2 separate regions of the Mus musculus genome follow, and region 2 is linked to region 1. The links are chromatin loops, found by intact Hi-C in ENCODE. Cell type or tissue: gastrocnemius. All regions are shown on one strand.

Region 1 (8,000 bases):
CTGGCATGTGAGTACGCTGTGCTGATTGGAACGGTAGCACGGTAAACGACTCCTGGCTCTCCCTCTGTACCAAGGTACTTACACACTAGCAATAGACAACATGAACACGCATGTTATTTAACCCCCCCTTAAAAAAATTAGACTACCCCTGGCTACCATTAACTCACTCAACCCCAGGTAACCCTGAAGTCCCTGTCTCTTATTCCTTCACTCAAAGCAGGGGTTGAAGCAATGACTAAATAAATGAAGTATGCACCCTTCCACCCGCTCATCCCTGAGATGTACACTAAAGCTCTACAGCGTCAAAGGCCTGAGTCCTGCAGCCCTCCTGAGGGGCTGCCAAGTGCCCTGCGCTCCCGGCAAGGAACTGCACGGGACACGATAACCTTAGGAAACATTCTGTGTTGTCCGGCAACTGCAGATCCACATCTTGGGAAGGAAGTGGACCAACAGCCAAGTGTCACTAAACAAACATACCCTCCCCTGAACTTGGAGGCAAACAGTACTGATACCATAGCTAATCAGTTACCAGCAGACAGGGTTCGCTGGAAAATAATGAGAGCAGAAGACATGCACTCACATATATTCGGCTACCACTGTGCTTGCTCCTGCACCCAAGACTAGACAGAAGCAAGAGGTACTACAGACCCAGAGGTAGGGAGTAGGGCCTCACTCTAGAATTAGTTACTTCTAGAGATAGCAAGACGTAGGTTGCCCTTCCCTTTCAAACCAAAGCATAAATAACCCTGTAATGAACAATTCTGGTGTTCCAGGAATGTTAGACAACCACCCTGCCACTCAAAGAGCTCAGCTACATTAGTGAGACTCAAGGTTGTCACCGATCAAATTAGCCACCAGCACTAAGAAACCTACCATACCAACTGTGATGAGACCATACCAACTGTTGAGAACTGCCCCATAGCACTACTGAATCACGCATTATCATCCATCCACCCAGCCTCTGCAGCACTTCTGGTACATTCTTTCTACACCCACCTGACTGCCTCAGTCCTGATTTTACCTTGCCCTGACAACCATTACAGGTACTCGTTTCAAAAATGAATGAGTAGTCTTTATTTAGAGGACCCCATCAGGAGGTGTAAGTACATTTGCAATAGAGCTTCTGTGATTTCCATGGTTGCTATGGTGTTGCTAGGACACCAGGGCTGCGTGTGATGGACAGACAGAGAAGTGACTTCTGCCCACTCCCTCTCAGGCCGCTCTGGGGTGCAGGAGCCGGCCAACCCTTCATCCTTCACTCTCAAGCAGACACAGCCACTTCCTGCCCTAGATGCCACTACTCTGCTGATCCAAGTGAGCCCTCCTGGATGCCACAATGCAATGGCCCAGACCTTTTTCCATGACCAAGGCTTGATCCTCAATCTCCAACCATCACAGACAAGTGCAGACAGAGTCTGGTAGCCTGGGGCAGTATCACAGACTCCCATGAGATTGGTCCTTGGCCCTAGTAGCTCTTCCATAGTCTAAGCTAGTGACTCAAAACTGCCAGAAAGCATGACAACACAAAACAGAAATGGGGAAAACAAAGTAACATAAGTTTGGTGAGTTTTGTCTTTTTCAAATAGAGGACATCAACAAGGAAAACCCCTCATCCACCAAGAGCACATTAAAATACATTCTGATCAAGCAAAAATAAAACATATTTTAAAACCAACAAGACAAAAACAAGCAACTCACAATCCTCCAGAAGATGAAAATTCATCTATCAAAACTCTTAGGCTACTGTTCATCTTTCTGTGTTGAAATGAGAATCACTCCGACAGTGACATGTAATAATCTCTCCAACTCATCTGACACTTTCTGGCAATGCCCTTCCCCCAAAACAAGGAACAAAAACTGAGCTTTAAAAAAAAAAAAAAAATTAGAAGAAACAGGCTAGGGAGATGGCTCAGCATATAAAAATCACTGGTGGCTTTTCCAGAGGACCAAGAGTTCAACAGTTCTTTTCCAGAGTTCAAGTCCCAGCACCTACATGGTGGTTCACAACCACCTATAATTCCAGTTCCAAGGGATCTAACGCCCTCCTCTGGCCTCCTGGGGCAGGATTCTGAACTCTGAGAGCATCTGCAACATCCATCTAACCAGTCAGTGTGCTGGTGACATCACAGACACGGAGGGGAAAGCCTGAAGAGCTAGCCTCCCTCTGTCCCTAGCAATTACTTATGGGGCAAGCAGTAAGGAAATAGTAATTGGTTACTTTAAAGAAACAAACTGGGTCAAAATGCTGAGTGAAACACCTATAACGTGAAGACTAAGTGTTCCAAAATCCCTGAATACATTTAGAGGTGCCTGACCTGGATAAGAACAGCAGGTAACAGAACAGGATACTGACAATAAATAGGCTGGAAAACGGCAGAAAATCTCATCCCATAGTCCCCCCCAAATTTAATTTCCAGAGCTAGGGTAACTTAAGTTTGAAATTTTAAAAGCCAAAGCCTTTGGAGTTCCATGGTCAATGCATAAATAATAGCTCAAGACCTTTCTTTCCAGAAAACCCCTTCAGCACATTCTACGACAGTGCATAAACCTTCAACTGGCCATTACTGGGGGTCATTTCTGCCCTCTACAGTGAAGCCCTTTTATGAACTCATTAGCTGAGAGCGAGGGGGGGTCAGTCTACATAATGGGCTTACAGGGGAAATTTGAACGCTATATTATCAAATTTTAATACACAAAGGTTGCTTTTCCCTTTTTTACTTACGAGGTTCCTTGCTGGGGATTGGGGTGGGTTTTTGAAGGCGTGTCATATTGTTCTGTGGGGAGGAAGATGCAGTCAGAACAGCATGGAAACAGTTTTATACAACCAACCACTCGCTGAGTTCCCTCTTGTCAGCTTTTCCCCGTTACCCAGGTGCAGTACCAATCTGCACTTGATGCAGCCGCTTGGGGCAGCATTTATGGTCTCATGAAAGAGAATGCTTCTTTGGAAACGAAACGGCAGCAACGGACTTTTAGCCAGAGCACAGAGCTTGAGGTGGCACCCATCCTGCTCATAACTGCGGGGGACAGTTTCTGTTCTTGATGACAATTGATTAGGCCCCTAAGGGTGCTCCATGACAATTCTGTTCTCAAATCATACCTGGCTTGACTCTCAGGTTCATCCTTGTTTGTTTTGTATAGCCTCTCTCCCACATCTGTCCCTCCTGGAGTCAATCTCCCATAGTATAATTCATTCACTCAGCTGCTATTTATAGACAGCCTGGTAGAGACCAATATGTATACAGACATCTGTCCCATTCTGCAAAGGTACCCGAGGGACACGAAACAGGCCCACAAACATCCACTACCTAGGGCAGTCTGAGGTAAGTACATGGGGCAATTATGTAAATTTACTGTCCTCAGATTCCATAGTCTACCAGTAATGACCAAAGGCCAATTGTGGAAAGCTTACAATGGCTAAATCAGAGAGAACGTGTGGGATTCTGCCAGCAGTGTGGATGCAGGAAGACCTTCAGGAAGAAGAAGAGCCCATGTGGAGAGATGGAGAAGTTAAGCCCCGGGTGTGTCCCAGGTGAGGTTGGGTGTGCAGTGGCCAGGAGGAAGAGGGGTGAGAGCCAGGTTCACAGAACTGGATCCAGGACAGAAAGTTCAGGGACATGGCACAGGGGTGCCACAGAGAGATTCATCCCCAAGGACTGTCCTGATGTACCCAAAAGGCCGTTGATGTGTCCACACAGGGACTCAGGGTCAGGGGACCAATGCTGGGTGAGCAACTCTTAAACCCTCCTGCACTTGCAGTTACCCACTCTCTCCTCATGGTGGCAGCAGCTCTCACATTTTCAAATTGCTGTCCTGTGGCCTAGACATCTAGAGCTACAGGAGCCAGGAACTCACAAGGACTCTGATGGGAAGGTATCCTGGCCAATGCAAACTGGAAATCTTTAGGCAGCCATGTTGTGTAAGCACAGACATAAGAAGCAAGACACTCAGATATTCCGAAACATATGTTTTGGTACAATAGGCTCAGTGGGGTTTTTTGTTGTTGTTTTTGGCTTTTTTTGTTTGTTTTTTGTTTTTTAAAAAGAATTCACTGGGCAGTGGTAGCACACAGCTTTAATCCAAGCAATCAGGAGACAGAAGGAGGTGGCTCTGTGAGTTCAAGGTCAGCCTGGCATACAAAACAAGTTCCAGGCCAGGCAGAGCTACACAGAGCAACACTGTCTCAAAAACAAAACAAAACAAAAAAACAGAAAAACAACGAAACAAAACAACAGGAACAAAAAAACAAACCAAATATAAACTGACTTGCTATCATACTAAGACAGGAATGCTGTCTTAGTTAGTGTCCTTATGGCTGTGATTAAAACAACAAGATCAAAGGCAGCTTAGAGTGAAAAGGGTCACATCACTCAAGGAAGTCAAGGCAGGAGCTCAAGGCAGGAACTGGAGCAGAGCAGAGACCATAGAAGAGCACACCTTACTGACCGTGCTCCTCACAGCTTGCTCCACGTGCCTTCTTATGGCACCAGGACCACCAGCCCACAGGTGGCATGCTGGCAGTGAGCTGGGTCCTCCCACATCAATTAGCAGTCAAAAAAATGACTACAGTCCGTCCCCCACCCCCACCCCTACCCACCCCCCAGGTCCAGTTTGGCAGGGCAATTTTTTCAATGGAAGCTCCCTCTTCTAAAGTGGCTCTCGCCTGTGTTGAGTTGAGATGAAACTGGCCTGCAGGCTACACTCTGCAATGGAGGTTGTGCTCATCTGATAGCCACAGAGGCCACATTATTATTCACAGGAGCATTCCATTAACCAGAGAACTGTCAGCCCAGTCTCCCAGCATCAGACAGCTGAGTGAGTCAGGTTTCATGCTATAGGAAACCACTGATGGGCTAAATACTTTATCCTTAAATACAGTTCCAAGAGTTGTAGTCAACCTAACCATGTGTCAGCTAGGTGTGGTGGCACACTAATTTAACCCAACAGAGGCGGTGGATCTGAGTTAGAGGCCAGCCCGGTCTACAAAGTGAGTTCTAGGACAGCCAGAGAAACCCTGTCTTGAAAAACAAGACATAAGGGATGGAGAGACTCAGTAGTCAGGAACACTGAGTGATCTTACAAAGGTTCTGAGTTTAATTCCCAGCAACCACAATGGTGTCTCACAACCATCAGTACTGGAATCCGATGCCCTCATCTGGTATGTCTGAAGACAGCAACAGTGTACTCATATACATAAAACAAATAAATAAATCTTTTAAAAAAAATGTACCATGATGTAAAGAAAAAGAAAAGTAAATGTGCCATGTAATATTAACTTGTATTTGTTTAGAATTTAATGAAAACAGCTTACTTCATACAGTACCTACAGAGTGGCTCTGAGTTTTGTTTTGAGTGTATCATTGCCAAATCGGTTAACAATTATTAAAAACAAAAACAAACCACAACAAAGGAGCACGGATTTGCTCTGTAAGCAACACAAACGGCAGACGGTCACTCACTTTGGCTCTGGGTTGCAGGACTGACGTGCAGAGGGTCCTAAGAAGAAACGTTCACCATTAGAGCTGTGTGGCTTACAGCAACACCATGTAGGCTTTATAGCAAACGATATTTTCCTAAAACTCAAATTTGGAGAAAACAATGTAGCGATGGCGAAGGGAACAGTCTACTCATCGCCTGCTACATGAAGCAAACCGCCCGCCTTCTATAGGCCTCTGCAAGGCCCAAACAGCCCAATTCTCCAGTAAATCATCAATCACACCGAACAGACAAGATGGACACTGACCAATCTGATCTCTGCATGTTCTTAATGGATCTTCTTGGTTTAAAAGCATTGTTATAAACAGGGTGGAATAAACGAGGTAAGTTTGGGGTTTGTAGGTAGAGCTCCTCAAAACAGTACCATGGAAAAGGTTCCTAGAGATATGAATATGAATATGGCATCGAGCCAGACAGACCCCTGCGCTCAGGATACATCCATGCTAAAGGTTATTTAAAAGTATACACTGGGAATGGAGAGATGGCTCAGTGTTAAGAGGGATCATGGCTCTTCCACAGAGCAGAGTTCGATTCCCAGCACCACCGTGACAGCTCACAACCATCTAATACACCAGTACCAAGAGAGCCATCAACCTCTTCTGGCCTCTGTGGCCACAGCACACACGTGCTGCACACACAAAGTCATGCATGCAGGTGGCACACCCATGCCCACTAAAACAAAACAGAAAAATACTTTTAAAGTATAAGCCAAAAAGAAAAGGATGGCTGTTTCAATACATCACTGAAAACGTGCCAGTAGTCTGTTTGGTTGTTATGGAAACCAACATTAGCGTTAGCTGTTCACTTCAAAAAACTTTTAGGAAGTATAAGATAAACAAGGTTTGTTATCTAGAGAATAAGCCCTCAAATGAGAAACTGCACGAAGAAGTTTTGAAGATATAAAGCCCTATACAATTCTAAGACATTCTTGCTAACATGAGAAGGAGAATAAATTATCTAAAAGCCTTAGGAAGTACCATAAAAGCTAAACCGTGACCTTTAGCCCAGTCTCCAAAGATTCCAGAGAGCAAGGACCAGAGCACCACCCTGTATTCTTCTCACTGTGGTGGATACAGTATCTGCAGCACACCCCTACACTTCCCTCTGCTGCAGATATTGTGCCCGTCATGATTTATGGAATTACCTTTGTGGGGAAAGGAAATCTGGACGGCTCGGCTGTACTGGGTGTGTGTATGGCTGTCAGAGGCGGTGGCCACGAGTGGGTCATTTCCTAGAAAGAGATTTGGAAAAGGAAGGGAAGGCAGACGTAAGTGGAACATCCGAATTAGTTTTCAGCTAACAAAGTGGGCAACACTTGTACCAGGCTACATACACTGGAAGCTGAACAAAAAAACTGACAAAAAGCAGCTTAAGAACATTAGATTAGAAACTGAGCGGCCCAGCAAGAACACCACAGTGCGCAAGCGCTCCAGCAGGTGCCGGCAGGCTGGTGCAGCTCTGGGCCCTGGAGCAGCAGGCAGCTCTGGGAAGGCTGAGCCAAGAAAGGCCACCATCTCGGCACATTCTGCCTTGCAGCTTCTCCACTGCACTTCCGGGAATTATTGAAGTTCAAAGGAAGAACTTTCCTGTTTGACTTAAACAAACAAGTCATTGAGGCCACTTGCTCCGTGCGGGAGGGTTCTAATAGATTTGACCCTTCCCTGGCGGCACCGTCAGCAGGCTTAAGAAGCAAAACTTTAATCACTCCCTAATATCTGAGTTAAAGGCAAGGTTTCTAGCACTTACGAATTAATATGCTCTTCAGCACAATCGTGGCGTTTATGCTGCTTTGCTTAAGCACTAAAGGGAAATTAGGTATTGTTGATTAAGTGTGTTATCAGGAACACGCACATCCGCGCATGCACACGTGCACACAAACACTATGAGATAAGCATGGTGTGTAGAACTCTCCTGCTTCAGCCTCCTGAGTGTTTGCTGAGTTAGAGCAAGCAGCACCAACCTTAGCAGCTGCACCATGTTTAACTGAAATGGAGACTTCCAGGCACTCTGATCGTGTGCCAGTGAACTCCTGCTCTTTTGCTTAGTCGGAATGTTTCCTGATAACTTATTACAACTGTGGAATTTGTGACTTTTAACTACCAATTATTCCTAACACTACCCAAGACCTAAGGCTACGTCCTGAGAAAGCCCACAGCTGGGAAGTATAGCAACACTTTCAGACTCTAGGCGGTACTGTGGTAGTCAAAAGAACCTTCTCACTTCCCTAACACCTTAGACATTAGGGGAATTGGGGCCATTACAAAGAAAAGAACGGTTGACTCCAAGCCATCCTACCGGCAAAGATGGACTGTATGGTACCTCTTTAGCCCAACACTGCTAGGCCTTACAGCTGTAGTCTTCTCTCACTCCTTGCTCATCACACACACACACACACACACACGCACACACACACACAAGAACCACCATGGTACTAGCCATTCCTCTAGAAACACGATCAACCTGTGGCCTTCTCCCCCACACTATTCCTCGGTTCTCTACTTTGT
Region 2 (8,000 bases), 140 kb after region 1:
TCGAATCTGTCTTCCACAGTGATGCTCCATGGTTTCTTTTAAACTGTGTGGTTTAACTTTTTATTTTAATAAAATCCAGACATGCACAGCATGTCCAGTGCTGTGGTTAAACTAAGACAACTCTTTTGTTTGTCTGGCTGGTTTGGTTTGGTTTTGGTTGTTTGAGATAGGCTCTCTCTAGGTAGCCCTGGAATTTGCTATGTGGACTTCACAGAGATCCACCTGCCTTTGCCTCCTGAGGGCTGGGATCAGAGGTGTGTGCCACCATTCCCCTATTTGGGGCGGGAGGGGGTAAGACTGTTTCTTAAGTAGTTCTTTTTGTCTTTGCTTTAAGAAAAAGAAATATTTATGACTAAAATTTAAATATCCAGTTATAAGTTAAGATAAACAGTACATTTTTATGGAAAACCATTTTCCCCCAACTCTAAGTAAAGTTGATGAAGTGGCTGAATTCCTTTATGTTTGTGCGTATCTTCAGTGCCTGCCTTAATGGAAGACTAAGGGATGCTGGTATCTAGCTTGTCACTCTGTTTGGTCGGGTGTTCAGCAAAAATCTCTGACCCCACATAGGTAAAACATCAGCTTCCTTTCTGTGACGCATTCTGCTCTGCTGGAAAAGCTCGTCCCATCCTCATCTTGATGTCTTGTACTGTTTCTAGTCCCTTAAGCCAGAACACTTTGGCCCTTCACACTAATATTCTATATTCTCAGTCCTTCCTTTTGAAGTAGAATCAGTTAGGTTGTGGGCTTAGTTCAGTGACAGAAGGCTTATCTGATGAATCCATAGCTCTGGATTTGGTCTCTAGCTAGTGTGGCTAGTGTGTTCATGTGCACACGTGTGCATGCATGCACACATACACGTAATATTGTATTTGTCCTTCAGAGCATATTTATTTATTTACTTGTTCATTTAGTCATTCCATAATCCTGGACTATCCTTGGCAAGGCACCTTGTAGGTCTTTGTGCTAGAAAGACAAGTAGGAAAAAAAATCTTACTCTGGAATAGGGGTTTTCAAACATTTTTCTCTAAAGCAAAATGTTTTAAGACTGGGTATGGTGCTACGTGTCTTTAATTGCAGCATTCAAGAAAGGGGGGGGGCAGGTTTATTTTATTTGATATTGAGTAGCTTTTACAGTCCTGACACTCACTATACAGATCAGGCTGGCCCCAAACTCAGAGCTCACACCTGCCTCTGCTTCTTGAATTTTCAGATTAAAGGTGTGCATCACCCAAGTCATGTTTGTTTGTTTGTTTGTTTGTTTGTAATGTATCCTAGGCTGGCTTTGAACCCTTTTTGTAGCTGAAGAGAATGGCCTTGAGTTCCTTCTGATCTCCTGTGCTCTTAGATAGCAGGCATGCACTGCTTTGTCTGGTTTTATGGGGTACCGGGGATCAAACCCAGGCCTTTGCATATGTTAGGCAAGCTACATATCAACTGAGCTATATATCCCAGGCCCATCGAGCTTTCTGTGAACAGCCAGTTAGTAAAAATGTAAGTTTCATTGGTCACCCGTGTTCTCTCACAAGCACTGAATTTAGCCATTAATAACACCAGAGTGCTGACATCCTTGAAAGGACCACTCCTCTGAGATAATGTTGTTTGCAAAAGCAGGTGCTAGGTTGTCGTTTGCTGACACCTGCTCTAAACATCAACAACTAACCAAATGGGGAAACCTGTAGTGAATGCTAATGAATAAGATACAGCAAGAAAATATGGAGAATAGAGAAGAATAGAGAAGCAAGGGGAAGAGTTTATGGAAGATGAGTCGGGAAAAGAAGTTAGAAGGAATCGAGGCTGTGCCCTGTGCTCAGGAGTCTGTGTTCTAAGACAGAGCCGGAAGAAGGCATATTGGTAAATAATAGAGTCGAGTTTCAGGTTGAAAGGGAGGAGATAAGAAAAGTCCACACTAGTCACATTATGGAGGAATTTAAGAGTATCAACAATGAAGAAGACATTCTGAGACCTTCTAGAAACAGGACACGTGATATTTGATTTCTTACAGGCACACCGGCTGCAGGGCAGTAACATTTATTAAATGCTACAAGACAAAACAGAAAAGTGTTGAGCCTAGAATTTTCAAAATAAACCATCTGAAGTGAGCCACCTCAAGTCTGATCGGGGCACGATGGCTCACCTCCAGAAACACAAAGGCAGGATTGTGTGGGAGAGGTCAACCTGGGCTACAGAGTAAGATCAAGTCTCAAAGGCAGAAGAAAGGAGCCGGATGTGGTGGCACAAGCTGTTAATCCCAGAACTTGGAGGGGGAGCATAAACTGGACAAGTTCAAGGTTGTCCTCAGTTACACAATGACTTGGAGGCTGGGCTCTGTGAAACTCTGTCTCCAGAAAACAACAACAACACACACATACACACACACACACACACACACTCACCCATGTGGGGGGCCACAATAAAACTGACAAATTCAAGGAAGAGTTATTACACAAGGACTAACTTTAAAAATAAATTTTTTTTATGCTGAGTGTGGTATGGCACATCTTTGATCCAAGCACCCCGAATAAGAGGCTGAGGCAGATGAGCTCTGAGCTCGAGGCCAGCCTGATCTACAGGATGAGTACCAGGACAGACGGGGCTATGCAGAGCGACCCTGTCTTGAAACAAAAACAATACTGAACAACTGACTACTTTTAGGCTAGCCTGGCATACATAGTGAGTTCCAGGACAGAGCTGCATGGTGAAACCCTATCTAAAACAACTGTGTGTGTGTGTGTGTGTGTGTGTGTGTGTGTGTGTGTGTGTGCATGTGTGCGTGTGTGTATAGGCTAGAGGATCAAACTCAGGCTTGGCAGCAAATGCCTTAACCTACTGAGACATATCCTTGGCCCCTTGGCTCTGTAGTTTTTTGGGAGGTTGGGGATGGGAGCAGGGCAGGGTTCCTATAGCCCAGCTAGCCTTGAACTCCTGATCCTCCTGCCTGCACCCAGAAAGTGCTATGGGGGAAGACACACCCCACCACAGCTGGCTACTGATTGCTGTTTCAGCCCTGTTTCTACAAGATATTCTGTTCCCCAGAGTCTGAGACGTAAAACTAACTCCCAGCAGCCTGAACATGAAATGCTAATGGACATAAAAGAAAATAACGATTAATACCTATGAATCAATGCACACACAACGAATACAAATGCGAAACTACCCTTGTCTTTGCTGCTGGTCCTGAGGCCAGAGCTAAGGTGCTGATGTCTCCTCTTTCCACTGCTTACTTCATATATATATATATAAAGTTTATTTTAGGAAGTACTGAAATGAAGGAAAACAAAAAGTCCAGATGTAGTTAATGTAGTCTTAAAAAAGGAAAAGGCCCCTAGGTCTAAAGCAGAGAGGAATGAAAATAAAATTAGATCAGTTACAACTCAGAATTGAAACCTAAAAAATTGTGAAATATTAATACGGTGGACACTTCAGGAGGAAGGATCGAAATGGACGCAGACCGAGCTAATTTGCTTACTATCATTATTTACTTATTTTTGTAGTGCTGGGAATTGACCTTGCGTATATTAGGCAACCCGTCTTCCACTAAAATATTTCTAAAATTTAAGAAATAATACGGATTGTCAGTTCTGGGCTAGCCTGGGGCACTTAATAAGATGCAGTGCTCCTCACCACAGGAACAGTTACTAGAACCAGCATGACAGGGAGGAACCAGTGCCCCTCAGCGTCTCTCTAGTGCCCTCTATTGGTAAGGCTCAACATTGCATGACCTGGCAAAGAAATTTTCTCTGACCAGGAAAAGGAAATGGAGCTGAAAGGCTCAAAACACACATGCATGCATCTCTACACATAATAAAAAATTAAACAAACTTTTTTCATTCCTTGTTTATTTTTGAGATGGGGTCTTTCTATATAGCCTGACTGTCCTGGATCTCACTATGTAGAACAGGCTAACCGTGGTCTCAGAAATCCACTGGCCTCTGCCTCCTGAGTCCAGGAATTAAAGACATACACCATTATTCCTTGAAAAATAAATGGTTTTTAAAAATTCAGTTCTGGGAGGCTGGAGAGATGGCTCAGTGGTTAAGAGCATTGACTGTTCTTCCAGAGGTCTTGAGTTCAATTCCCAGCAACCACATGGTGGCTCATAATCATCGGTAATGAGATCTGATGCACTTTTCTGAAGAAGGCTACAGTGTACTTAAGTATAATAAAATAAATATTTGGGCCGGAGTGAGCAGCAGGGACTGAGTGAGTGGAGTTGACTGGAGTGAGCAGAGGCCCTAAAAAATTCAACCCCCAGCAACCACATGAAGGCTCACAGCTGTCTGCACAAGTACAGTGTACTCACATACATTAAATAAATAAATAAATCTTTTTTTAAAAATTCACATACCTAGGATCTAAGAATTTGGTTCCGTGGCAGTCCACTTGGGCTAGTGTGCACAGAGCCCTGGCTTCAATCCCCAACAATCCCCTCCCCCACAATCCATTCACAAGAAGGCTCGTGTTGTTATATGATTCCACAAATACAATGGAACCAGACGGTCAAACTCATCTAAACACAAAGGTGACTGACTGGTGCTGCCACAGCCCAGGTCGGGAGGAAAAATGGAAGGTGGTTGCTTAACACACAGAGAACTTCAGTTGGGATGACAGAGAAATTGGTGGAGTCGAGAAGTTGCACAGTGATTGTTACACAAAATACGAATATATTTCACGATAAGTAAAAGCGGTAATAACTGTGGGGAGGGTTGTCCTTCCACGGTAGAGCATGTCCCAATCTCTGTGCTCCAACACCCAGTACCAAACAGCTCCACGAAGGCCGAAGTGATCAACTTCATTCAAAATAAGAAATGACTCAAGCACTGGCTACCTTAAACTTGATCAATTGATTTTGTGTGTCCGGCGGCTGAGGTAAAATACCATGACCAGGAGCAGGAAGGTCTTACTTGGCTTACAGTTCCAGAGGGATGAGAGTCAGGACGGGCAACTGTGGCAGTGAGCAGTGGACACACCGGAACAGAAATGAGGGCTCACATCTCCAACAGCAGGTAGGAAGCAGAGTCAACTGGAAGGAGGGTGAATCTTTCAACTCTCGGAGCCCGCCCCCAGTGACACACTTCCTTCAGCAAGACCACACCTCCTAGGCATCCCCAAACAGCCACTGGGAACCAAATATCAAGTGTCTGGACTGTGGGGGACATCTCTTTCAAACCACCATACATGGAGATTAGAGGACAATTTATAGGAGTCAATTATGTGGGTCCTAGGGACCAAACTCAGGCTCGGCAGCAAGTGTTTTGTTTGTGTGTGTGTGTGTGTGTGTGTGTTTTGTTTTTGTTTTGTTTTGTTTTGTTTTGTTTTGTTTTGTTTTGTTTTGCTTTGTTTTCGAGACAGGGTTTCTCTGTGTAGCCCTGGCTGTCCTGGAACTCACTTTGTAGATCAGCCTGGCCTCGAACTCAGAAATACGCCTGCCTCTGCCTCCCAAGTGCTGGGATTAAAGGTGTGCACCACCATGCCCAGCTGGCAGCAAGTGTCTTAACCTACTGAGCCATACCCTTGGCCCCTTGGTCCTGTGGGGTTTTGGGGGTGGGTTTATGGGCAGGACAGGGTTTCTATAGCCCAGCTAGCCTTGAACTCCTGATCCTCCTGCCTGCACCCAGAAAGTGCTATGAGGGAAGACACACCCCACCACAGATGGCTAAAGACTGACTGCTTTTCATTTCAGTCCTGTTTCTACTAGATATTCTGTTTCCCAGAGTCTGAGACGTAAAACTAACTCCCAGCAGCCTGAACATAAAATGCTAATGGACATAAAAGAAAATAACAATGGATCCTTATGAATCAGCGCACATGTAATGAATACGAATGTGAAACTACCCTTGTCTTTGCTGCTGGTCCTGAGGCCAGAGCTAAGGAGCTGATGTGTTCTCTTTCTACTGCCTACTTCCTATTTCCTTCGTTCCTATTTCAGCTGGTCTGCTGGCCTATGAAGTGTCCTAACCTCTCAGACAATGGGTTTTCCATTCCTTTGTGATGTGTTTGCTACACTTTTCTATTAGTATGTCCTACCGGGCATTGATGTAACACACACTCCTGCTCTGACGGTACAGTAGCCCCTCAGTGTGGTTGGGATTCTTGATGGTTGTGAGCAGTCACTCTCTCCGTACAGAGACCTTCTGTCCGGGTCACCAGGCTGCGGAGGAGCTTAAGACAGGCAAGCAGTAGTATCATATTCCACACTCATGGCCACATGGCTGGATCAGCAAACCTCAGAGCTACCAAGACAAGAAGAGACTTTTTCTGAGTAGACTGCTCATGAATAACTGTCTCTCCTGATCACGCATCTTGACTTCCAGACCTGGATACACTCACTGTGGAGGAAATGGTTGAAAAATAGTCTCTGACTTAACGCAAACGCCAAAGCTTGTAGGAACCCTGTCCTTAAAGGTGTCTTATCACTGCTGTGGTCTCCCTTCAAATTCCTAGTTTGAAAATCCCACCCCCAAACTAAACAGTATTTGGAGGCAAGGTCTTTGAGAATTGGTTAGGTTGTATCATGAGAGCCCGCACAAATGAGGTGAGATTCCGTTAATGTAAGAGAGTGTAGAGATAGCCTTCCCTCCTGCAGCAGTCAAGGACAGAGTGGAGAGAAGAGTTGGTTTGAGGCTGGTGTCTGCAGATGGCAAATAACGCTCTCAGCAACTGTGTTAGCCAGGTCAGCCTTGGTCTGCATCGTAGAGCGCATGCCCAGAATCCACCTTTCCCATCATGGACACATTGTGTATGAGCCCAGGGAGTAAGAAGAACAAGATTGTTTGGCTTCTACGGAGTATGTTATATTGTTCTGTAAGATCATGCTTACAGTGAGTCTCCTTTGGTTAACACTCACAAAGACATAAATATCTCTCCGATGCTGTCTTTGCTAAGAAAGGCCCGTGACACTCCTTACTCCCATACTTCTTTGGCGCCACAACTTCAGGTTTTTCTCTCTTTTGACCATCTGGCTGGCTGGATTGTTTCCATCTATACACAAGCCGATGGAAGGATACACGCCTTCTCATTGCAAACAAAAGAGATGTATTATGCTCCTAGGGCTGCAAAGACTAATTACAGTGTCATAAACACACACACACACACACACACACACACACACACACACACACACATACACACAGCATCAGAAGTGCCTTGCTTCTCAGCTCTCGAGGTGTAACATCTGAAGTAAGGTTAGTATGACTATGCTCCTTCTGCAGGCTCTTAGAGAGGCCTCTTCTTTACTTATGTGTAGTGTCTGTTGCCTTCTAGCAACCCTTGGCGAATGCTGGCTCAAGACATATCCCTCAAGTATTTGTCTCCATCATTAACACATGGAATTTTCCGTATGTGTCTGTGTCCAGATTTCCCTCTATTATAAGGGCATCTGTCACTGCATTTACGTGTCACTGAATTTAGGAACTATCCTGTCTGGTATGACCCCATTTTAACTCAAGGGCATCTGTAGCAATATCATTCTCAAATGAGGTCACAGTCACAGATAGACATGCCTTGGGGGTTGGGGGAAAATGACTTAGCGTGTGTAGAAGGCTATCCCACTGGGCAGGTTTTCCTTCAGCAATGTCAAGGTTATTACTGGGTGGGGCTTTGTTTAAGCACCTTACAAAGCTGTTGAAGTTTAACTAGAAATAGAAGTAGTTTCACATTATAAAATCTGCTATATACTTTTTATTACGTTTCTTATTTATCATGCATTTGTGTATGTGCCGGTGTGTATCAGAGTACGCAGGTAGAGGTCAGAGGACAACCTGCAAGACTGGATTCTCTCCTTCTATCACGTGTGTGGGACCTGGAAACTGACCTTGGAAACTTGCATCTCTACAAGTTGAGACAGCTTGCTGAGCCCTGGGGTGTGTGTGTGTGTTTGTTTAGGTTTTATTTGTTTGTTTTGTTTTGTTTTTCTTTTGAGGCAGTGTCTCTCTATGTAGGTCCCAGGGTCCTGGAACTTCCAGAGATCTGCAATCTTCTTTTGTAAACCAGTCTGTTCT

The links. Hi-C counts contacts between places; a loop is a spot of excess contacts. Peaks named below come from ENCODE experiments on the same cell type or tissue, not always from the same donor. Only the 100,000 strongest peaks of a DNase experiment are listed, where the experiment ranks them.
Region 2: a loop joins it to region 1, with 7 times the contacts of the local background. A loop is called at or near these places in 36 of 42 quality-filtered maps.

What each region holds. Positions count from the first base shown.
Region 1 is chr5:103,813,709-103,821,708 of GRCm38, reverse strand. It overlaps Aff1 (AF4/FMR2 family, member 1), which reads right to left. Exons shown (of 20, transcript NM_133919.4): 5 at 6,641-6,727; 6 at 5,460-5,496; 7 at 2,723-2,774. Among named protein-coding and RNA genes, the nearest start is that of Aff1, 64 kb to the right of the region's middle. In gastrocnemius, a CTCF peak has its summit at 3,771; DNase peaks (open chromatin) are centred at 3,783 and 6,987; H3K4me3 peaks cover 185 bases; H3K27ac peaks cover 5,236 bases.
Region 2 is chr5:103,676,238-103,684,237 of GRCm38, reverse strand. No RefSeq gene overlaps it. Among named protein-coding and RNA genes, the nearest start is that of Gm25721, 22 kb to the right of the region's middle. In gastrocnemius, a CTCF peak has its summit at 3,700 (motif pointing left); a DNase peak (open chromatin) is centred at 3,700; H3K27ac peaks cover 880 bases.